3 separate regions of the Mus musculus genome follow, and all the other regions are linked to region 3. The links are chromatin loops, found by intact Hi-C in ENCODE. Cell type or tissue: heart. All regions are shown on one strand.

Evidence for each region. A loop is a pair of places that touch in the nucleus more often than their neighbours do. Peaks named below come from ENCODE experiments on the same cell type or tissue, not always from the same donor. Only the 100,000 strongest peaks of a DNase experiment are listed, where the experiment ranks them.
Region 1: it touches region 3 in a loop (2.4-fold over the local background); 12 of 42 quality-filtered maps call a loop at or near these places.
Region 2: a loop joins it to region 3, with 2.9 times the contacts of the local background. A loop is called at or near these places in 10 of 42 quality-filtered maps.

The regions. Positions count from the first base shown.
Region 1 is chr4:106,226,975-106,234,974 of GRCm38, reverse strand. No RefSeq gene overlaps it. Among named protein-coding and RNA genes, the nearest start is that of Gm12724, 6.1 kb to the left of the region's middle. In heart, CTCF peaks have their summits at 4,559 (motif pointing right), 6,271 (motif pointing left) and 7,272; DNase peaks (open chromatin) are centred at 2,214 and 6,264; H3K27ac peaks cover 1,344 bases.
Region 2 is chr4:106,258,084-106,266,083 of GRCm38, reverse strand. Gm12724 (predicted gene 12724) reads right to left here. Exons shown (of 5, transcript NR_151521.1): 3 at 2,259-2,344. The region is part of intron 2 of Gm52671 (a long non-coding RNA gene); the gene reads left to right. Among named protein-coding and RNA genes, the nearest start is that of Gm12724, 25 kb to the right of the region's middle. In heart, a CTCF peak has its summit at 2,586 (motif pointing right); a DNase peak (open chromatin) is centred at 3,143.
Region 3 is chr4:106,311,737-106,319,736 of GRCm38, reverse strand. It overlaps Usp24 (ubiquitin specific peptidase 24), which reads right to left and starts at 3,524. Exons shown (of 68, transcript NM_183225.2): 1 at 2,951-3,524. The coding sequence starts at 3,265. In heart, no CTCF peak of the experiment used is centred here; DNase peaks (open chromatin) are centred at 2,286, 2,906 and 3,596; H3K4me3 peaks cover 3,202 bases; H3K27ac peaks cover 2,962 bases.

The DNA of each region.
Region 1 (8,000 bases), 85 kb after region 3:
ACTAGTAAGTGTGTCTCCCACAATTGTGCTCCAGCTTGGCTTTTTTTTTTTTTTGAGACAGGTTTTCTCAGTGAACCCAAGGCTCACCATTTCTGGAAACTGTCTGGCCATCAAGCCCCGGGGACCTTTGTGCCACTTCCCAGTGGTTGGCATCACTGCTGGTCTGTCTGCCCTTCACCTTTCAGAGTCATCTTTTTTTTAAAGATATATCTATCTATCTATCTATCTATCTATCTATCTATCTATCTATTTTCAAGACAGGGTTTCTCTGTATAGTCCTGGCTGTCCTGGAACTCACTCTGTAGACCAGGCTGGCCTCAAACTTAGAAATCCGCCTGCCTCTGCCTCCCAAGTGCTGGATTTATTTATTTTATGTATGCAAGTACACTGTCACTGTCTTCACACACACCAGAACAGGTCATCAGATCCCGTTATAGATGGTTGTGAGCCACCATGTGGTTGCTGGGAATTGAACTCAGGACCTCTGGAACAGCAGTCTGTGCTCTAAACCACTGAGCCATCTCTCCAGCCCAAAGCTATGTGGCACCTCGCCTAGCTGCAGAGCCATCTTAAGTTTGTTTCCTATTCAGCCCCTTTCCCACCTCTATGCACAGAGAGAAGGGGAGCAGAGGGTGAGAGAGGTTTGACTTTGATTTTCAGTTTTGCTAGAAAGAATGCAGAATAATAAGGAACAGAATGTCTACTCCATCATCTCAGAAGGAGGCATCATCTATATGTATTTCAAGGCAGGGTTTCTCTGTGTAGTCTTGGCTGTCCTGGAGCTCACTCTGTAGACAAGGCTGGCCTCGAACTCAGAAATCCGCCTGCCTCTGCCTCCCAAGTGCTGGGGTTAAAGGCATGAGCCACCATTGCTTGGTCATATTTTTAGGGTTTTTATTACAATTACTTATTTACTCTGTGTGTGTGTGTGTGTGCGTGTGCGTGTGTGTGTGTGTGTAGGTGCGTACACCTGTAAAGGCCAGAGGATAACTTGTGGGTATCAGTTTTCTCCTTCCATCCTTCCACCAAGTGGGTCCTGGGGATTGAACACAGTTTGTCGGTCTTAGTGGCAAGTGCCTTTATCTGCTGAACCACATCACCAGCCCTGCATATATTTTTATAAAGGTTAACATATGGGGTGTGGGTAATCCATGAAGACTATGTGATACCTGAGCCCAATGCTATGGACTCTTTGGAGAAGAGAAAACCATGAAGACAGAAGAAAAACGGCTTCTAGGGATTGGGATATAGGAAGAGAAGAAAAGATGAATAGAGGAACCAAAAGGCATTTTTTAGGGCAGGGAAACAATCTCATGTATCGCTACAATGGTAGCCACAGCTTACTATACTTGCCACACCTAAGTGTACGTACGTTATGAAGAATGAGTCCTCATGTGTGCTCCAGAGTTTGGGTGATGGCATTGTGTCTACACTGATTCAGCCAACAAAGGAAGCACTCTAATGAGAGGTTGAGTGGGGGTAGACTGACTGTGTGTGTGTTACGGGAGCTACTTCAGCTCAAGTGTTGCTATGCAACTAAACTTCCTCTACCAAGTAAAGTCCATTTCTACGGCGATGGTACCTGGATCTGCATGACATAAAGAGGTGCTCTTACCGGTGACCCCATCACTGCCCTTCAGCTCAGACTCATACTGCCTGCATTCCTATTCAACTGCCTCTTGGTTCTCATCCTGTGACACACTAGTGGCCGTGTTGCCCATGCCCAAGACTGTTCTAGAGTTATTCAAGTTTTATGTACTGTCTCTCTCCTTAGTGCCTTAGTGGGTTTTGAACTTGGAGCCAGACAGGCTTGAGTGGGGGATTTTCCTATGTCTCATTTTCCTTATCTGCACTGAAACGGGGATCTGGGGAAGACAGTGAGATAGCTCAGCAGGTAAGCACTCACCCCAGAAGCCTGATTGACTTGGAACTCTTAACATAATAGTTCGCCTTCCCTTCTTTCCCTCACATGGCTTAGAGGAAGTGGACTCTGGGAAAGCCAGAGACTCCATTTAGTAACAAGAGATGAGGGGAAGAGATTGGGAGGGAGAGAGGCGGAACACCAGCGCCCTTCTCACACTGCCTCACATCTGGAGAGCTGTTGACTTCCTGGGTCCTCCTCGTGGAGCGTGGAGGAGGATGTTATCTTTCAAGTGACAGGGGCCTCTGTTTCCGATTCTCACAGGCTAGCTGAATGTCCGTTGCATCAGGCAGAGAGAGCTGCCCAGATCTGACACTAACTCCTTGTGGAAGAGGCTGGCAGGCCCACCAGGCCAGCGGGGCAGCCTGCAGGGCAGTGATACTGAATGAATTTAGTGCCTGTGAAGGAGGCCGGATCGGCAGGCCCTGGGACAAACTGCCTCTTTGTTCTCAGTACACCCCCTAGACAAACAGTGCCAGTTTTCTTCTGGGCCCTAGCCACACTCAGCTGTGAGGAGAGGAGCAAGAAGCTCTGTTGATTTCAGCCCTTGAAGGGATCCATTTATTTGTGTCTTGGAGACCCACTGGCAGCCTGCAGGCTTCGGGGATGAGGTCTTAAGCTAACACTTGCCAAGTTACCAACTTCAAACACTTTTTACTGTAGCCTACAGTGAGAAAAAATGTTTTACACCTTGAACCAGTGACACAGGCACATCACATGCACACACACACACACACACACACACACACACTTTTCATGTTTAGAATATGAAATGGGGCCAGCAGGATGGCTCAGTGGTTAGAGTGCCTACTTCATAAGCATGAGGACCTAAATTCAGAACCCCAAAGTCACCCAAAAATCAGGCATGAGGGCAGGCAGCTGTAATCCCAGCATCTCGTGAGGGCTGACGCAGGAGCTGGAGGGAAGGGTGTTCTCTGGCCTGGCAGCCTAACCAAAATTAGAGCTCCTGGTTCAAAGGGAGACCCTGCCTGAAAAAATAAGGTGGAATGGAGACTCCAGGGTAATAGCATTGTCCAGAAATGGCACAGTCGATGAGCATATGAACCCATGGAGACTGTGCCAGCACGCACAAGACCCTCACATGTTCGACCCAGACAAAATCCCAGCCTAAGGAAGGAGAAGTGGGCACAAAGCACCACGACTGGCCAAGAAGCTGTTTGCAAGGGGTAAGTGATGGGGGAAGACAGATTGGTTCTCTCCAGTGGAGGGACACATCAACCACAGTTCAGGGCAAGCCCCACGCTCAGGAGAAGTTGGCCAACACAAAATGAACTCTGTGATTTTTGTGTGGGTTTGTTTGTTTTGTTTTGAGAGAGAAAGAACATGAAGGTAGGTGGGTAGGGAGGTGGGTATCTGTAAGGAGTTGGAATGTGGGAAAATACATTGTATGAAACATTTTCAATTAAAAAGATTTTATGGTGATAGAATATACCTACTGTTGAGCTCTCTGGCTCCACATACACACATTCACACATGTACACACTCACATATAAGCACACACTTACCCACATGCACACACACCTACACACACAGGCACACACTCACACACAGGCACACACTTACACAATGCACACACATCTACACACATGCACACATGCCTACACATTCACATAAGCCTACACACACACATTCACCCAACATGCACACACTCACACACAGGTACACACTCACACACATGCACCCCCCCACTCACCCATTCACCCTCATGTACACACTCAAACACACACACAAACACACATTCAAACACAGACACACACACACATGCACACACCCACCCTCATGTACATACTCAAACACACACACACACACACACACACACACACACACACACACACACACACACTGTCTTTGAAAAGGCAGATATTGCCAGGAATGGTGGTACACACCTTTAATCCTCGCACTTGGGAGGCAGAAGTAGGAAAATCTCTATTGAGTTCCAGGCTAACCTGATCTACATAGAGAGTTCCAGGATAATTAAGGCTACATAGAGAGACCCCACCTCAAAAATAAAGATTAAAAAATAAAATAAATAAATAAAAAAGACATTGTATAGGAACATATTCTTCACCTACACTTTAAAATATTCTAATTTTTATGAAAAATTTACCAATCCTTTTGTCAACTAATGAAAACTTTTTACCATTGTCCAGTTCTAAGAAAAGCTCTTCATTGATCTATTGGAACAAACTAACTCGAGAAATTGAAATTGTCTGGAAATTACCCTTCTAGTTGAAACTTGAATATTGTTTCCCTTGAAGTCCAAATCAGCAAAAAGTCTACGTCTCATGCATAAAGATGATTATTTGTTTATCTATAATTATTTTGCAGTGGTAGGCATCAACCATGTGTTGGACATGCAAAGAACGTACTATATTACCCTGAATTATTTCTTAAACTGTAGTCAGATAGCTTAGGCTGTTCTTAACTCATTATGCGCAGAGGCTTTCTGTAAGCTCATGACCTTTTGCCTTAGTCTTTCAAGTGTTGGGATTATATGCTGACATCACCTCTACCCATAGGTTTTAAAAGCATTAAAGAATAATTTTTATTATTTTGTGTGTATGGGTGTTTTGTTTGCATGTCTATGTGCCATGTGTGTACAGTGCTGTGGAAGGCCACAAGAGGGCATCAGATCCCTTGGAACAGGAGTTATAGATGGTTGTGAGCTGTCATGTGGGTGCTGGGAATTGAATCCAGGTCCTCTGAAGGAGCAATCCGTGTTCTTAACTGCTGAACTGTCTCTCCAGTCCAGTCTCATAGCTATTTATTGTAAAGTTTTTTTTATTTTTAAACATGTGTTTTGGTCAGCGTTCTATTGTTGTGAAGAGATACCATAACTATGACAAGTCTTATAAAAGAAAGCATTTAGCCTATTATCATCATGTCGGGAAGCATGGTGGAACACAGGCAGACATGGTGCTGGAGAAGTAGCTGAGAGTTCTACATTTAGATCTGCAGTCAGTAGGAAGAGAGAGAGAGCCACTGGGTTTGGCTTAGGCCTTTGAAATCTCAAAGCACACTTCCAGTGACATACTTCTTCCAACAAGGACATTCTTCCTAGTCCTTCTCAAGGAGTGTCACTCCCTGATGACCAAGCATTTGCATATATGAGCCTTAGGGGCCATTCTTATTCAAATCATATAATATGCAATAGTATCTGCATATAGAAGCATTGGACCAACTTCTGCCAATGGCCAAATGTTTGACAGCTATTGGGTGAACTAGATCCAATTTCTGTACTTTGCCATCTTGCTCTGTGGCTTAGGACGGCGGTCTCTGGGGATTTACTCCGTGGTTGCTTCTTTTTTTTGGCTTCTGGCATTCAGAGGGCTGGAGAGAATAGATTTTGGTGTATCTACTGAGGTCACAGTTTCTACCAGATGGCCTTTCCTACCTAGTCTCCCAGTCTCTATGTTTCTATGACCACTTCCTCTTCTGGGGTTTGGCTATTTCTGAAGGTGTGATCCCTGTGGCTTTTCTGCATCCTGACTACTCTCTCTCTCTCTCTCTCCCTCCCTCCCCCCCTCTCTGCCCCCAAATTATTATCACTATTATTTTAATTTTTTAAATGTTTACTTTTTAAAATTTTATTTTTAGAGACAGGGTTTCTTTATGCAGCTCTGGCTGTCCTGGAGCTCACTCTGTTGACCATGCTGGGTTCATCTTGTCTCTGACTCCTGAGGGTTAAATACATGCACTATAACTCCTGGCTCTGACTATTCTTTTATAATCTGCTTAAAAACATTCCCTAAACTACCTAATTCCAGTAGGATATGTGTTTGCCAGGTCTTGACTTCTATACTGTTTCCCATGGGTCTTCTCACGATATTGTATATTTTATTGCCTTCCACTCTGTTCAGTGTCATGAAGCCTATTACAGGATAGGAGACTCACTTTGCATCCTGTGTGTTGACAGGCATACTCTTAACCCTGAGGAGTTTGAAAAAGCATGGACACCCGAGCCCCAACTACAGAGCTGCACACTTTGGGTCTGGGTGGCCCTAGGTTTCTGGTGCCAGGAGCTTCAGAGGAAACCTGAGATGGGGAAGTGACAGGTATGACTGACTGTAGTGTGTCTAGGGAAGACTGGGTGAAGCCTTCTGGGCCACCTCCAAACCCCCATGCAGCATCTGTAGCGTGCATGCACATGTGGGGTGCGTGCGTGCGTGCATGTGTGCATGCATGTGTGTGTGTGCATGTGTGTGTGTGTTCTTCCACTGTCTTGCCCAGGATCTCATCGTTTTCAGGAGTCCCTTAGTCTGATCCTAGAGGCTGAGGTCTAGAGAAGAACATGGGCTATGACTGCATACGCCACTGCCCTCTTGTGGGCATAGGCGAAACTGTGATAATGGCCTATGGTCTTCCCTTGGCCTTCAAATCCTAGGACCAAATGAGGTTTCAAAGAGCAACTTAGTCAAGCACAGCAGAAGCCGTGCCTAGCCTCTCCCGGAAGACAGCCTTTCCCTAACAGCCTTTGGCAAAGGAAGATGTCCTATTTCTCAGTTTCAAGGGTTGGTTAATTGCTTTAGAATTAGCGCTCCATAGTGAGGGGACCAGGAGGATTAATTGCCTTGCAGAATAACCCTAATTAAAAATCTGGCAGAGAATTTAAGACACACACCTCACACACACACACACACACACACACACACACACACACACACACACACACACACACAAGCCCTGGGAAGATAGGTCAGCTTAGTGGAAGGTTGAAGAACAGCAGGGACAGGGAGCAAGGTTCCTGTGTCCCTCCCGAGACACTGAGACGGAGACCCATGACTCTTCCTGGGTTCTTCTGAACTCCTTGGTAATCTTCCCTGTGGCTTCAGTCTCCCCGTGTCCCATCTTCTAAGCCAGGTCCTGAGCTTCACCCTGCTGGTCACTTCACACCACACACCTGCTCCTTGCCTTTGTTCAGCAATTCAAACAAACAAACAAACAAACAAACAAACAAACAACTCCTAATTTTCAGTAGCTCTTTTACAGCAACAATGGTAGCAACCTGCTATTCGATCCCATCAATTTATGTATAGTGTATGACACTTGATGTCATATTATTGTAACTAATAACATAAAAGGAGTGCTTTCCTTTTTGATGGGAAAGATACAAGAAAGGATGAATGTGTTCCTAAAACTAGATAGTTTTGATTGCTTAAATCTTCATGAAATAAATTTTTGTGCCCTGTTTGGATAACTGTTTATAGTGATTGTTGGCCACCCATAATCCCTTTGGGTATAAAGTATAATAAATGTTGGGGGTTCTTCCTGAAGGTTATTTCTGAGTTTTTCAATTTTCACATGTGAAAACTTGTAGCTTTATTACTCTTTTTGCCCCCTTCCTGTTCCTTGGCACTGGGGGGTGCTGTTGGCTAGGCTAAGAAGTAGTGTTTGCCCCGCTCCATGTCCGGTAGTTTCGTCTTCAATTATGCCAGTGCCAGTAGCACATTACTTCCCTGCTGGACGAGGGAATGTACATGCTAACGATGCTTCGGAGAGCAGGAGCACCCTTCAGAGGGCTTTTCCTGGCTTCTTGCAGGAATGGCATATTGCAAGAATGACTTACGAGCACGAAACCCAGACAGAGGAGGCATGTAACCCACCTGCATAAGTTCACCAGTGAATGGTGGCCAGGCGACCTTTGCCTTAGTACGGAGGTCCCTAAGTGGACAGGTCATCTTGCTAATGCTGTGACTGACGGGTGTGCGGAAATGGGATCTGCTTCCTGAAGTTATGGACATGTGACACTAAGCAGCAGCCTCACTGGTCAAACTTATTGGCATCAGATTTGAGTATGAATTCTTTCTTTTTCTTTTCCTAATATTGGTTTTTCCTTGGGCAAGATAGAAAATTCCTTAAGCCTCAGTCTTCCTATCTGAGGAGTGGGGTTTAAAATGTTTGCCTCGTACAATATCTATGGGGCTGGCTGAAATAAGCTTACCAAGCTACAGCCTGAAGTCTGTCAGGGCTCCATCAATTTATTTATGATGTTTATTACAACGTCACTCTGGTTATCTGGCCCACAGAGGTTTTCACGTACAATAACATCCAGGAATCC
Region 2 (8,000 bases), 54 kb after region 3:
TTGATTAATGGATCTTACAGACCCTCCAAACAATGCAGGTTATTGCCATTGCTTCTGGCTATCCTCCAGAACTTGATGCTGAAATCATACTGCCAGTGACACTGTATACTTCCTTGAGTCACAGAACACGGAGAAGTCAGGCTAGTACCACGCAAGAAGACTTATCCCCACTGGCTAACTTTGATAGTGCTGTAAGGTGCCATGCATGCTACTGAGGAGAAAAGAAATCATCGTCTTACCCACCTGTGAACCCTAAAAGCTACAATAATGACCTGTTTGACAAGATATGCCTACTGGATACAAGAGTGACAGAAATGTTACGAATGTAAACCAGTCATTTTTTGATCAGCTGTAAGTCTAGTTTTATAAATAGAACTTATGACTGGCAGTCCAATAATCTGTGGCTAGTTACATCACAGGCCCCATAGGAGAACCTACTAATTGTATTCTGCTAAAGAGCTTAGCATTTAAATCAACTTCTAATGACTTATTTGGTTGTTATTATATGGTTACTAGCATAACGATAGCTCAGTGCATCTCTTTCGCATTCCTTCCTTCCAGTGCTCAGAGATCTCCGTGGAAAGATTGTAGATGATTATAGTGAAACATTGTTCTCTGGACCCAACGGGGCATCAGCTCATAGCAACTTACAGCAGCAATGACAACATGCACGAGATCTCTGTAAACTCAAGCCAGACAAAACCCCAGCATGGAGGCGGGAGGTGATCATGAAAGCTCACCCCTAGCTCAGGAGCTGTTAGCAAATAATAGTTGTTGCAAAAGGGAGAGTCAGTTTTCTTCAAGGATGTGGCTCCTGAGAGGTTTCTTATAATCAAGTATATGATTCTACACCAAGTGTACACTGGCAACTGTAAGTGGACTCGGGTGGGGGGTGGGGTTTAAACTAATAAAAAAAACACACACGGAGGAATTGGAAGACAACAGTGGTGAGGGTGACCCAGGAGGATTGGAAAGGATGGAATTGAGTGGATTTCAAGAAAATATGCTTGCATGAAATTCTCAAGCAAGGAAAAATAAAAATAAGTAAATTAAAAAAAAGAATACCATGAAACCATATTATCCCTTTATTCAGGAGTCTTTGGTGACTTCCTGCTTCCCTGAGGGTCAAGGCAAAATCTTTCTCAAGCCCAGAGTGCTTTGTCCCCCAATCTCCGTCCTTCCCACCCCTTGCTGTCTTGCTGTCTGCACTGGCTTTCAGCTGCTTGAGCTTTGTGTATTTTCTGCTCAGGATCTGCACACTTAGTCCTTCTCTCTGGAAATCCTCTTTCCTTCTGTTCGCCCAGTCAGCCCACTTTTGGATCCGAGCTAAGCCTATGCATCTTTAAGGGTCCTTTTTTGAATTTGGGCTAAATAAGACCCCTGGTGCTGACATAATAATAGCAATTACTCTCTCCTTCCTAATTTTCAGTTTTCAATTATTTGTGTAATTATTTGATTAATGCTTTTCTTTAACATGAATGTTGTTGATATTTGGGTTGGTTTGTATTTCCCTCATTATAGGTGACATAGCTGGTGCTAGGTATGCGGTAAGACTTTTTTTCCCTCTTTTTTTGGAAGAAAAGAAGAAAGAAGGGAATGAAAGAAGGAACATTAGAGATTACTTGTGAGCTGGAGGTCTAAAGAGAAAGTGACTGAAGGGAAGTAGCTTTAGTTGAAGAATGGTCAGGAAGGCATGGTGACCTGTGGACCTGTGGAACAGGAACGCATTGTTAGGGGCAGAGTGCATAGGCACTTTCTCTCCCTTGTAAGGCTGGGCCACACAGAGGTTAAGCACACTGTCTTAGTTAGGGTTTTACTATTGTGAACAGACACCATGACCAAGGCAACTCTTATAAGGACATTTGATTGGGGCTGGCTTACAGGTTCAGAGGTTCAGTCCATTATCATCAAGGTGAGAGCATGGTAGCATCCAGTCAGGCATGGCGTAGGAGGAGCTTAGAGTTCTACATCTTCATCTGAAAGCTGCTAGCAGAATACTGGCTTCCAGGCAACTAGGATGAGGGTCTTAAAGCCCACATCCACAGTGACACACATACTCCAACAAGGTCACACCTTCTAATAGTGCCACTCCCTGGGCCAAGCATATACAAACCATCACACACAATGAATGGGAGTCAGGACCTAACTTCTAGGCCTGGTCTGCTTGCAGTTGGCCACAGTTCTTCCCCTCTCACTCTTGATTTCATCTGAAGAGTAACAATGATTGTCTAATTTTTTAAAACCAAACTTGCACCTACCTTTTTGATTTATGATGTATGTCCTAGCATTAATCAGGCATGGCCGGCTTATAGTCATTCAGACTCTTAGTGTAAAGATATTGTCCCTGGGCAAAATGAAGAAAAAAAAATCAGCAGGTTGAAAGGGTATTGGCTAGCTCATTCGATTACCAGGAAGCCTGAAGAACCAGACTCACAGAGAGGGAGGAATAAGGAAGGCAGCACAGGCAGACCAGAGCCAGACTCCACCAAGGTCAGTGTGGGCACTTAGCTGTTGCCGGTGGAGCATCTCAGCTTGCCTGTGCCAGGAGGTGGCATCTGGCACCTCTGTCGGCAACATTGCCCCATTGCCCTCAGGAAGTGGATGCTTCAGGTTTTGCTGCTATACTCAGAAAAAAATTTCACCTGCGTGTACCCCCAGCCCCCGTACCTCCTCTCCTGTGTCACCAACTCTTCATCCCAAAAGCTGAACAGATGCAAATGACTCCCAAAGCCGGGTTATAGAGTTGAGTCCTGGCTGCCAGGAGACTAAGAAAACAGCTTCTGGGGGGAATGAGACAGACTACATTTCTATGGTAGAGAGTTTAGTTTCCCAGAGTGGGGATCAGAGGGCAACCACACTAGACAGCCAACAAACATCACATGTCCCGTAGCAGGTCATCCCTAAGGTCCTCTTGGTGACAACCATTCGTGACTCTACTATCTCAATGAGAAAGGACACAGCTGCCACTCAACCCACTTCCTATTAATCTCAGCTGCCTATAAAAGTTGTAACATAGTGGCTTTGTCACAGAAAAACATGCTCTGTCCTCTAGGTTCTTATTTCTGGGCACTATAGGGATGTATTGTGGAAGCCCTTGTACTCTGTTTAATGAGACGCTGAAGCCAGCTTGTTTTCTTGGCTCCCCAGCCCTAAAAATAGGGCATTATTGAATAGTCCAATAACCTGGGCAGTTTCCCCAGTGCAGCAAGCCTGAATGTGGATTCACATGTTTAATTGGCAGATGCTGTATCTACTGGAGTTTCTATTTTTAAACTTGCTAAATGCCAATTCTCCCTCAAATGTCAATTCTCAAAGCATGTGGATTTGTTTGTTTTCTTGGTAGAAATTACCTTGCAATGTAAAAGACACATTTATCATAAATGGCTTTTGTGGGGGGGGGGCTAGAAATAGCAATTAAAATATTTTTATTTTTACCCTTACTGTCTTCCTTGTAGTTGTCAAAAAGCTAGAGGGATAAAAAAAAAATGGATGAAAGGGGGTTTCTGAAAAAAGAATCCAGCTTGCAGGATCTTATAGTAATGTATGCACCTTCTTTACATGCGGTTTCCATCAGATCTGCTTCCTTTTTTGGCACTTGAAATTATCCAAGCTGCAGAAGCAAAGCAAGCTTTCTAAAATCATTCAGTGCGAAGAGCCAATTCTGGCTTAATTTGTTACTACTCCAAGGTAACTCAGAGGTGTGAATAGAAAGCAGTGTGACTGAAGCCCTACCTCCCCCCACCACACAGCTGACACATTTACATTGAATGCTGAGCTCTAAAAGGCATTGAACTTGGTCTGCCTACAGCAGTTTTGGAGTGAGCTTCCCAGCTGTGGACCTTGGATGCTTGAAATCTTAGCAAAGCCTCTGTAATTTGGGAACCATGGACATTAGCTGAGAAGGTACATGCTTTAGTTTCCCTTTTGTTGCTATGGCAAAACTCCAACAAAGCAGTTAAAAGGAAACCGGGTTTGTTCTAGTTCAGGGACCAGGGCTATGGTCTATCATGGCAGGGAGGTAGGGGCAGCAGGAGCTGGGAGCCACTGGCCACATTGCAGGGAGAGTTAAGAAGCAGAAAGCTGTGCTTGAGAGATGGCTCAGTGGCTAAGAGCACTGATTGCTCTTCTGAAGGTCCTGAGTTCACATCCCAGCAACCACATGGTAGCTCACAACCATCCATAATGAGATCTAATGCCCTCTTCTGGGGTGTCTGAAGACAGCTACAGTGTACTTACATATAATAAATAAATAAATCTTAAAGAAGAAGAAGAAGGAGGAGGAGGAGGAGGAGGAGGAAGAAAGAAGGAAGAAAGAAGAATGTTGCTTCTCAGTTGCCTTTCTCCACTCATAGTCAGAGATCCCAGCCAGGGAATGGTGACGCCCACAGTGGGAGGGTCTTTCCATCTCAATTTAAAAAAAAATCAAGATAATTTCCCCCAGATGTGGTCAGAGTTCCCTCACACTGGCCAATCTAGCTTAAATTAACATTTAAATTAACATGGACCACCACAGTGACATCTATGCTTTCTTTGGCACTAGCTGTGGGGAAGGCATGTGGGCGGTCCTGATTAAAAGAATGTGAGCTTCAGGGTCAGGTCAGTTAAGAGCCAATCTTTTCCACTCTCCAGCCTGGTCATGTTTCTCAAGGGCTCGGAGCATCAGATTCCTCCAGAGTGAAACGGAGGGGATTACACTTCCACTGCTGTGAATATTACAGGAATTAATGTGTGCAGTGTCCTGACACCTCATAAAAATTCAGGAAATGTTGACACTCTTCTCTGTACGTCTCCACCTCCGTGATGCTACTCTGCTCTTCTGCTTTCAAGCACTCCTTGTCATTTTCATCTTTAGTTGTCTGAGACAGGATCTTTGTAACGGCCTAGGCTGACCTTGAACTTGCCATTCTCACGATCCAGCTCCCTGAACTGGGTTACAGCTATGTGTTACCCCGCCCAACTTCTTCGTGTGCCTTTACTATCCTGTGCTTCTGATCCTGTGTGCTTTTCCTACCCTGTTCCTCGTACTAAAGATTTCTTCTCCCACCTTTGCATATTCAAGTCTAATTACTCCATTAAGGTCTGGCTCAAACAAAATGGTGTGTGAATGTCTGAGGCTAGCCTGGACTACATGTGACCATGTCTGGAAAAAAAAAATCAGAAAGGGTAAGCATCTTGTTCAAGGTTTCACATATCTCAAGTGAGTGGTAGGGTTGGGTTTTGGGCCTGGGCTACCAGTAGGCAGTGTCTGCACATTGCAACATCTAAACTATGTTAGACTGTGTAACCCATGTCAGTGCATTCAAGCTCCACTCTGCTAGTTACTTTTCTATTACTGTAATGAATCATTGTGACCAAAGGGCCTATTTGGGCTTATGGTTTCAGAGGGGTAGGAGTCTATCTCCATCATGGAGGGCTGGCTTGGTAGCAGACACTGCACACATGAATTCCTGTAATATTCAGCTCAAGCATGGAGACTGAGAGCTCAGACCCTGAACTGTAAGCTCACAGCTGAGAGATCAAAATGGGAGTAAGGGAAGGCTGGAAGTTCTCAAAGTCCACCACCCCTTTGACATGCTTCCTCTAGCAAGGCATCTCCTGAGCTTCCCCAAAGAATATTACCAGCTGAGGACCAAGTGCTCAAACACATGACCATTTGAACCCTCATATCCGCCTTCACTGGGAAGAGTTCTTAGAGATAGCATCTTCTGAAGCTTCCTTCTGCAGTAGATGGGAACTGACACAGAGACCCACAACTGGACGATGTGCACAGAGGGAGAGACATTGGAACTGAATGGGATGTCTCTGTCAAACCCTTTCCCTCAGGGCTCGGGGAGCTCTGTGGAAAAGGAGGCAGAAAGTTTGTAAGAGCCACAGGAGATGAAGGATGCAAAGAAAACTGTCTTTCAGACACCACAGGGCTGATGCACGTATGAACTCACAGAGACCATGGCAGCATGCACAAGTCCCTCACAGGTCCAAGCCCGAGGGGTCCTAGCACTGAGAGGGAAACTGGACAGGAGCCTCTCGCCCTAATCCATAAGCTATCTCCAACTGTCAACAGCTTGCAAAGGAAAAGCTTTATCCAATGGGGTCTCGCTGGCTATATAAGTTACATTTAAGGGCAGGCCCCATGCCCAGCAGTAGATGGCCAACACAAAATGAATTCAATGGTATTTTTGGAAACTGCTTTTGTTTTATAATGTGTTGTCTAGGTATTTAAAAAAAAACCTTTTGCTTATACATTGTGGTTTCTAATTTTTGTGTTGTGTATGTGGTTCTTACAATTTTTTCTCTTTGTTTTCTTTTTTTTTTCTTTATTCACTTTACATCTTGCTCACTGCCTAACTCCTGGTGGTCCCCTCCCATGATCCTTCCCCCCACTTCTTCCCCTTCTTCTCTGAGCATGTAGGGAACTCCTTGGTATCTTCCCACCCTGGCACATCGAGTCTCTATGGAGCTAGGCACATCCTTCCCCACTGAGGCCGGGCAAGGCAGCCCAGCTAGAAGAACATATCCCACATACAGGTAACAGCTTTTGGAATAGCCCCTGCTCCAGTTATTCAGAACCCACATGAAGTCCAAGCTGCACATCTGTTACATATGTGCAGGGAGGCCTAGGTCCAGCCTTTGTATACTCTTTGGTTGGTGGTTCAGTCCCTGAAAGCCTCAAGGGTCCAGGTTAGTTGACTCTATTGGTCTTCTTGTGGAGTTCCTACCCCTTTGGGGCTTGCAATCCTCTCCCCTTCTTCCATAAGTGTCCCCAAGCGCCATCCACAGTTTCACTGTGGGTCTCTGCATCTGTCTGAGTCAGCTGCTAGGTGAAACCTCTCAGAGGACAGCCATGCTAGACTCCTGTCTGCAAGCATAACAGAATATCATTAATAATGTCAGGATTGGTGCTTGCCCATGGGATGGGTCTCATGTTGGACTGGTCATTCCCTCAGTCTCTGCTCCATCACCCATCCCTGAATTTCTTGTAGACAGGACAAATTTGGGGTTGAAAGTTTTGTGGGTGGGTTGGTGTCCTTATCAGTCCACCGGGGTTCCTGTCTGGCTACAGGAGGTGGCCCCTTCAGGTTTCATGTCCCCAGTGTTGTGAGTCACAGCCGAGGATACTCCTATTGATCCTTGGGTGCCTCCCTTATCCCAGGTCTTAGTCACATCCTGAAGAGACCCCTTACCTCCCTACCCCCATCAGACACAGATTTCCATTCATTCTCATGGCCATCTGGCTATCCCTCCTGTGCCCTCCTGATCCTGAACCTGATCCTGAACTTCCTCCATTTCTCTCTCCATCCCCTCTCATACCCTGTTCCCTCCCTCCATCTTCCTCTTAGGACTATTTTATTCCCTTTTCTGAGATTCAAGCTTCCTTTTCTTGAGTCTTCCTTTTTGTTTAGCTTCTGTATTCTATGGCTAACATCCACTTATCTTGTTTGTTTTCTAGAGAGAGAGAGAGGAGAGAGAAAGAGAAGACAGAGAGAGAGAGAGAGAGAGAGAGAGAGAGAGAGAGAGACAGAGAGAGAGAGAGACAGAGAGAGAGAGACAGAGAGAGAGACAGAGAGAGAGACAGAGAGAGAGCCTGAAGTTGGATGAGTGAGTGAGTGAGGAGATTGGGAGGATCTGGGACATAGATGAGAGATGAGAAGCCACGATCAGAACATATTGCATGAAATATATTCATTTTCAGTTGAAAAAGAGAAGGAAGCTCTTTTTCTTGCTTTTCATTTTTAATTGAATATTTTCTTTATTTACATTTCAAATGTTATCCCCTTTCCCTGTCCCCTCCAAACCCCTACCCCATCTTCCCCCTCTGCTTCTATGAGGGTGTTTTCCCACCCATCTACCTACTCCCACCTCCCCACCCTGGCAGTGTACTGCTGCATCAAGCCTCCACAGGACTAAGGACCTCTTCTCCCATTGATGCCCATCAAGGCCATCCTCTGCTACATATACAGCTGGAGCCATGGGTCCCTCCATGTGTACTCCTTGGTTGGTGG
Region 3 (8,000 bases):
GCATCCCCTGCCTCAAAAAACCAATTTATCGCCTCAAAAAAAAATTTTTCTAAAGGACCCTGAAAATAAGATATGCTATGCAGAAGGCAGATGTGCATGCTTTTTAAGATCCAGTGGTCCCTTTTAGAGATCGGGGTAAATCAGACGTTGTCTCCCTGGACTCATTCCTGCACCCTGTCTTTTTCCTAGGAAAGGGAAGCATCTGGTTCTATAGTTGCCTCTGCAGAGACAGCTGCCCTTTGGGGACTGAAAGGCCACATCTATAAAACAAGTGAACTCAACTAAGTCTTGATTTCTAAAGTCTGTGCTTTAAAAAAAACAAAAAAGAAAAAAAGAAAGAAAGCAAGGAAGAGAGAGAGAAAAAAAAGGAAGGAAGAAAGAAAGATTCTGTTTTCATTCTACCCACTAGCGTAGCCCTGATGCCTTGATACAGCGCTCACCATCCTAGCCTCAGAGTAGCCTCACAATCCACCTCTTTCCAAACTCTTCACCTTCCTTGCCGTCCACACTGGACCAAACACACTCAATCCTGAAACTAACTACATGGACACAGCTAAAAGCCCTCTGGCTTTTGATGCCAGACACCTGGCCTGGGATGTAGGCTCTGCTTCTAACTGCATACCTAAAATGGTGATGTAGTAACTATTTTACTGAGGATTAGTAAAACGTACAAATAGCTAACCCACAGCTCGACGGACCTTTCAGAAGCCCCAGTTTCATGTCTGCCATATGTGATGATTTTGAAAACTGATAAAATATTATCTCACTCCTGGTGTGGTATCAGAAGGTGGCCCATACTCTACCAGCACAGAGTAACGAACACAGCCCTCATCAGCCCTCTTGAAGTCTATTAAGTAATAGTATAGCCTCCCATAGCCCCAAGCCACATGCCAGGGGAAATGAGGGCAAGACTTTCTTTTAAAAGATAGATTCTACTATGGATTTTCTTGAAAGTGAACTTCTCAGGCTGCTGTTCAATGCAAAGAAGCCACTCCAGATTGCTCCAACTTAAATGTATGAGAAGTAAGCTAATGTTGAGGTGCCACAAATATTTTAACTTACTTTGATTTTCAATCATAGGAGATTAAAAGCAGGAACAGAAAATAAAATCTCTCACATACTGAAAACACGCTGAGCTCTGTAGACGAGTATAAACATGTTCACAAGAAGCGACAGTTTTCTTCTTGGTTTCTAAATAGACCAAAACTGGCTAGAACAGGGGAAGAGTGACTGGAGCTGGTATCTTAAGATGTCACACTTAAGAACTGTCACTTTATGACCAGGTGGTGGTGGCACAGGCCTTTTAACCCTAGCACTTGGGAGGCAGAAGCTGGCAAGCCTCTGTGTTCGAGGCCAGCCTGGCCTTACAGGACAATCAGGACTACACAGAGAAACCCTGCTTCAAAAAACTCAAACAAACAAAAGAGAATAGTCAATTACACAGAATTTTTAAAAATCCCCAAAGGAGGACCAACTGCCTTTACTTTCCCTACCAGTGAAGGACACAGATAAGCTAGCTACTGGTTAACGGTGGACTTCTACCTGGAGTATGTAGACCAACACCAGACTGAGAAACTGCTGCAAACACAGTTACCACACAGAACACTGCTCAGGGGGAAAAAAAAAAAAGAAATCAGGTGTCTTAGAAATTACCCAAATTAATTTCTCTAAAAACACAAGCCCACTTACTAATTTGAGATCTGTGCTGTTCTGTAGCCAGGCTAAGCCAAGCTGCTATCTTCGACCCTAAAATACACTATCCGAAGAAAAGTACAAAAATTTCTGCCACGGGCTGCCATTTTCCTGCAAATTAATCACCAGCGCTCTGGCTTCTGGGTGATTCTTCCTTGTTTTGGCAGGCTTGCCAGCCTCTCCCATGTTCTTTGCTCACACGGTAAACCAAACACTAAAAAGATCTTACTTAAGATCTGAGGGATCTGGCTGTACGTACTAGACTCCCTTCTCTAGACTCCAGTCCCATTTCTTCTCCCTAGTCTATGCCGCCCTCCCACCCCCGCCTCCATGTTAACCTCTCTGAGGCTACACCCCTCTCCTCGGGCTAATTTCTCTTCAGTGACCCTACTCCCCTCATCCAGGCCGTGTCCCAGCTTCGACCTCCCATTCCTGATCTCATCGCCGCCAGCTTCGACCTCCCATTCCTGATCTCATCGCCGTCTGGCCCTTCCTTTGCTCCTACTCCTTGCCCAGGCTTCTCACTCATTCCTTATCTCAGTCCCATTCCACTACTTGTCCTAATACCTGACCTTAGTCAAGCCCATCCTTACAACCCAGACATTAAAACAGCCAAACCTGCTCCTCTGCCTTATACTCATTCCTATCATTCCTGGTCCTGTCTAGGCCCTTCCTCATTTTAGACCCTGTCCTCTTCCAACGGTTGGCTTAAAAACCTAAACCCTTCTTCTAACCCCACTGGTCCTCCTGTCTGACCCGGCAAAGGCCTTCACTCTGGCAGGCCTATAGCGAGCACTATTTCTGACTCTGAACTGGTACTTATCCCAATCCTTCACTGAAATCTAGTGTCACAAATACTCTGGTCCACTGGGACCTCAGTTTTGACACCTGATATTCATGTCCTTCCCATTTCCCAAGCCACGCGGATTTGGAAATGTGGGCCCTCCTCCCCATCCCTCCCGGGATTCCTGCCCACCGCATAGACTCAGCAGGTAGCCTATGGAGACCCCGCCACGGCCCAGAACTGTATACCTAACTCCACGCGGGAATATTCCTCCCCCAAGGCCCTTCTCTCCATAGGACCCCAGTCTAGTGACCCCGATCTCGGACCAGAACTGGTGTTCTATTATCTCGGTGCCCCGAGTTTCATTACAGCCCCCGCCCAAAAGTCCCGCTGCGAGCCGGGCTGGCAACGCTCCCTGTCCTCGGGACTCCAGCGCGGCGGCCTCTCCCGTGAGGTCAGGGCAACCCCACTCACCTCCGCGTCCACCACCTCGTGGTAGGCGGGCGGGGGATCGAAGCCGCCACCACCTCCGGTGCTCCCGCCGCGGGAAGGCCCGCTGCCGTCGCTGCCGCTGTCGCCCCGTGGGCCGCCGCCCGGCCCCGGACTGGGGCCGCCGCTATCCATGGGCTCGTAGCCACCGTAGTCGAGGCCGGGCCGCTCGTTGGTGAGCAGCGCCACGGCCTCGTTGATGTCGTTCTTGGCCAGGCGCAGGGCCTTGCGGATGGTGGCCGGGTCCGAGAAGCCCATGCACAGCAGCGTGGTCATGTGCTGCTCCTCCTCCGATTCCATGGCTCCGGCCTCGGAGTCGCGCCGGCCGGCGTGCGGCGAAGCTGCGGCTCCCGGGCCTGGCGGGCCGTGCCGCGCTGCCTCGGCCCCGGCTCCGTCCCCGGCAGGGCCCCTGAGCTCCCGCCCCGCGCGTTCCGAGGCCGCCGGGCCAGGGTTAGGTGCGCGCGTGGGCGCAGCGAGCCGAGCTGGGGTGGTGGGGCGCTCAGGCGCGGCCGGCCGGCCCAGCCCTGCGCGCCGCCATGTTGGCCTGCTCCTCCTCTTCGCGGGGCCGCGCCTCCGCTCCCGGAAGCAGCCCCGGCGGCGCTCGGGCCGCCGTCCCCGGGCTCGGGCGGCGCGGAGCTGTGGGTGTGCGGACGCGTGTGTGTTTCTCCCAGGCCGGGGCCAGGGAGGGGCGTGCGCCGAACGTGTCTGAGGTGAGAGGCCGCGGAGCGCAGAGAGAGCACGAGAGTCCTCCGCCTGCGCCTCCCGCCCACCCCTTCCCCCGGCAACAGGTTCCCTCTGGGACGGGAGGGGCAGGCGCCGAGCGGCTCGCTGCCGGTGTCGCTGAGGTCCCCGGGCGCCCGGGCCTCGGTGCCCTGACGACACTCGTGTCCCATCGCAGGTGACTCTTCCCGCCGCCCCCGGAACCCTGCTTGGTTCTCCTGAAGTGTCCTGCGGTCCGAGGAAAGTGACCCTACGCGCCGCTGAAGCCCTCCTCGCCGCCCACAGACGGGTGCCCAGATCCGCAGGACGAGCATCCCCGCACACCCTCGCCCTCGACCCTCCAGCCTTCTCTAGAGACCCCTAGACCTTGAACTCCCACTCCCAACAACACTGACCACCTGTCCCACCAGGCCTGATAAACTTTACCATACTTTTCAGCCAGAACTGTATGACCGTCCTTCAGACACAGACACATGGAAATATTCTGGGTGTCTACTTCTATCCTGATTCTGACCACCAACCCATTTCTACTGAAGTCTTTGGCTCAGGGGTGAAGACTTTCCCCTCTGTTTCTGTCTTCCAGCGTTTGTTTAGCTTTTTGCCTTCTGTTCCCACCTCATTGGCGTTACCATGGCCAGTCCCCTTTGCCCCTTTTCCCGTTTCAGTGTCCTGATCTAGGTTTCTTCTCGGTTCTCTTCCCAAGATGCTGGTTCCTCTTCCTTCTCACATACTTGCTTATTAGTTCATCTGCTTTGGTCTTAATCCTGCTTTATTCTTGAACCCCCTCCCCACCCCCCAATCCACTAACCTTTCTTTTTCACACTGTTAAAACATTTCTGATGGCTTAACAATTGGACCTTCACATAGCCCAAATCTGAAATTACTGACAGCACTCAGAACTTTTCTCTGCATTCTCTGCCAGCATTTTTCCCCCTCAGATCCTGGTGGCTTCTTGCCTAATAATTTGATAGTTTGTAAACACCAGCTATTTGATTATTTACGGGGTGAATTTATCATTATATAGATATAGTTTCTATTATTCTTACTAAAGGCTAGTAATGGGTTTGATCACAAAGTAGACACCTGAATAAGAGGTAAGTTCTGGGGTGTCAATGAAATTTTAAGTACATATAATAGATAAAGACCAAAGTAGTCTAAGTTGAAAGCATCCTGTCACAGAATATACACCAACACAATAGGTCAGGGCACCTGTAATCCCAGCCCTCCAGAAGCTGAGCCTGGGAGATCTCCAGTTCAAGAATAGCCTGAATTACGTATACATAGCAAGACCTTGCCACAGAACGACCAACTGTACCATTTACCAAGTCAGATACCGTTGATGCTGGCAATGCCATGGAGAACAAAAGGACCATTTAATGATGGAAAGCAAAATAAAAACATTCCATTTCTACCTTGGGTTTGCAGAGTTAAGCCAACAGCTAAACTACTAAATGAGTTAGCAACAACAAAAAATTGCTTGCTACTAAGATTGGATAGAACTGAAGAGGTAATGAGAGGAGAGCCAGCCCACTCAGATGGCACAAAAAAGGCTCATCAGCAGTGGCAGGTCTGCAGACCATGACAGAGGAAGCTGTGCTTAGCTGAGAGGAGGAAGCAGAGAAGGAAGCAGAGAAAAACAAGTCTGTGATGAGAACTGGAAAGGAGCCACAAAAAGCCTGCCCCCCAAAACTTGCCCTCCCCCACAAAAGCCTAACCCCAAAACCTACTCTCTCCCCACAAAAGCCTACCCCAAACCTACCCTCCCCCAACAAAAGCCTGTCCCCAACAATAGCCTCCCCCCAACAAAAGCCTACCCCCTTTCTCCTCCCCCCCCCACAAAAGCCTACTCCCCCGCCCCCCAAAAGGCCACTTTTGAATCAAATCCTGGAGCTACCAAAAAGTCATTTGAGTGTCATTTGAGGATGCAACAGCAATGCCAGGATTTTTTGCATTCCTTTTTAAAAGCAAACCTCGTTGAGTAAGCCGGGTGTGGTAGCTCATGCCTGTCCCTCCCAGCCCTTAGGCTGCGATAGGAGATTAAGAAGAGTTGTCAAGGTCATCTTCAGCTATGTAGTAAGTTTGAAAGCCATTCTGAGCTACAGGAGACCTAGTCCCAAAGAAAAATCTTGTTAAATTGGGGAAGTATAGATGTCTGTCTTATTCATGTTTTCATTTACATTTTTAATTTAATTGCAGGAAATCCAGAAATGTTAAAAAATAAAAAACACTTTAAAGAAATTTAATTGCAGCCAGGCATGGTACAAGTCTTTAAGCCCAGCACTTGGGAGGCAGAGGCAGGTAGATCTCTGTGAGGCCAGCCTGGTCTACAAATAGAGTTCCAGGACTATCAGGACTATTACACACACACACACAAAACCCTGTCTCATAAAACAAAACAACAACAAAATTACACCTTTTTTACACATATCTTCTTTAGAAACGTAGAGAAAAAGAAAAGGTACATAGGACTTTAGAAATAAGGTATGGTGGAGTATCTTAAAGACATGAAGGACTCTACCTACCATTAGTCATTTTTACTCGGTCTACTCTGAACTCACTCAGATGGAGATGTGTGTGCACACATGCACAGCTTCTGTCCTTTTGAATGTATTGTCTATGAAGGAAGATGATTATAAATAAACCATGATAGATACCTTGACAGAATTTCTTACTCTCCGGGGTCAGAGCAGATTTCTTACTCTCCACAGAGAAATTTCGAAGGCCGGGTGTCTAGAAAGGAAATGACATCTCAATTATAGTGTGAAAGGAAGCAGGCAAGCCAAGAACAGGGGTGTGAGAAGAGAAAGCCCCAGGTGACAGAAACAGCCTGTGCAAGCGTCCTGCGGTGCGCGAGAGTAAAGTAAGGCAGAGGCACTGAAAGGCAGGGTGCTATGAACTACAGAGTTCCAGAAGCAGGAGAAGGAGAGAGGAAGCTACAGCAGCCCGGACACTAGATCCCAGAAGGCTGTAAGAACTGGAGGCTTTATTCAGACAGAAGAGGAACCGTGAAAGCATATATATGAAAGCATATACATGAAAACATATATGCGGAGAACAAAGTCGCCACTGCTTAGGAAGGCCAGCCGAGGGTAGCCACTTCGAAACAAAAAGTTGAGTTTTGTTCTCTCACCTAATATACAGTTTTTGATCTTGTTCCTATCCCCTCCCAGTGCTGGAGATCAAAGCCAAGGCCTTGCACATTCCAAGGGCTCTGTCCCAAGAGCACTGGTCTGGACCGTCTTTCTTTCTAGGATTTTCACTTTGATGTGTCTAAATACGCTTTTCTTTATGTCTCTCTTTAGTGAGGTTTGTAGAGTTTCTTGACTATGTGGCTTGAGGTCTCAGGAAATCGCTGTTCCTTATGATTGTATTAAGAAGGTCTCATTGTATAGCCCAGGATAATCTCAAACCTGTGAACCTAGCCTCAGCCTCCTGAGTGTTAGCACTGAAGTGCACCATCATGTATGACTGGATGTTATTTCTTCACATATTTCTATTTAATTCTCTCCCCTCTTCCTCCCTCCTTCTCTCCCCATTCCTCCTCCTCCCTCCCTCCTTCCCTCCCTCTCTCCCTTTCTCCCTCTCTCCCTCCCTCTCTCTCTCCCTCCCTCTCTCCCTTTGTCCTGCTCTCCCTGCCCCTCCCTTCTTCATGAGACTTCTGTTACACACATTCTATCCTTCATGACTATCTGTCCTTCTGTCACTCTCTGCCTCAGTCTAGATACTTTCTTTGGTTTTCTGTTCTAATTCACAAATTTTCTCTTCAGTGGTATCTTTTTTGTGAAATTGTTTATTGAGTTCTTAATTTAGTTACTGAATATGTAAATTCTTTGTTTGTTTGTTTGTTTGTTGAGACAGGGTCTCTCTATGTAGTCCTGGATGCTCTGGAACTTGCTATATAGATTAGGCTGGCCTTTAAATCACAGACATCCTCCTGCCTCTGTCTCCCAAGTACTGGGTTTAAAGGTGTGCACTCTTTTAAAATTCTTAATTTCACTTTAATTTTTTATGGATTCTGTATCTATCTTGATATATAATTCCTTGAAATATTTTGTTTGTTTGTTTTTTGTTTTTTTTCAAGATAGGGTTTCTCTGTGTAGCCCTGGCTGTCCTGGAACTCACTCTGTAGACCAGGCTGGCCTCGAACCCAGAAATCCACCTGCCTCTGCCTCCCAAGTGCTGGGACTAAAGGCATGCGCTACCACCGCCGGGCAATTCCTTGAAATATTAATCACAGCTATTTTATAGTCTGTGCCTGATAATATCCATAGCTGAATCTCCCTAAGGTCTCTTTCTGTTGTCTGATTTTCCTCTT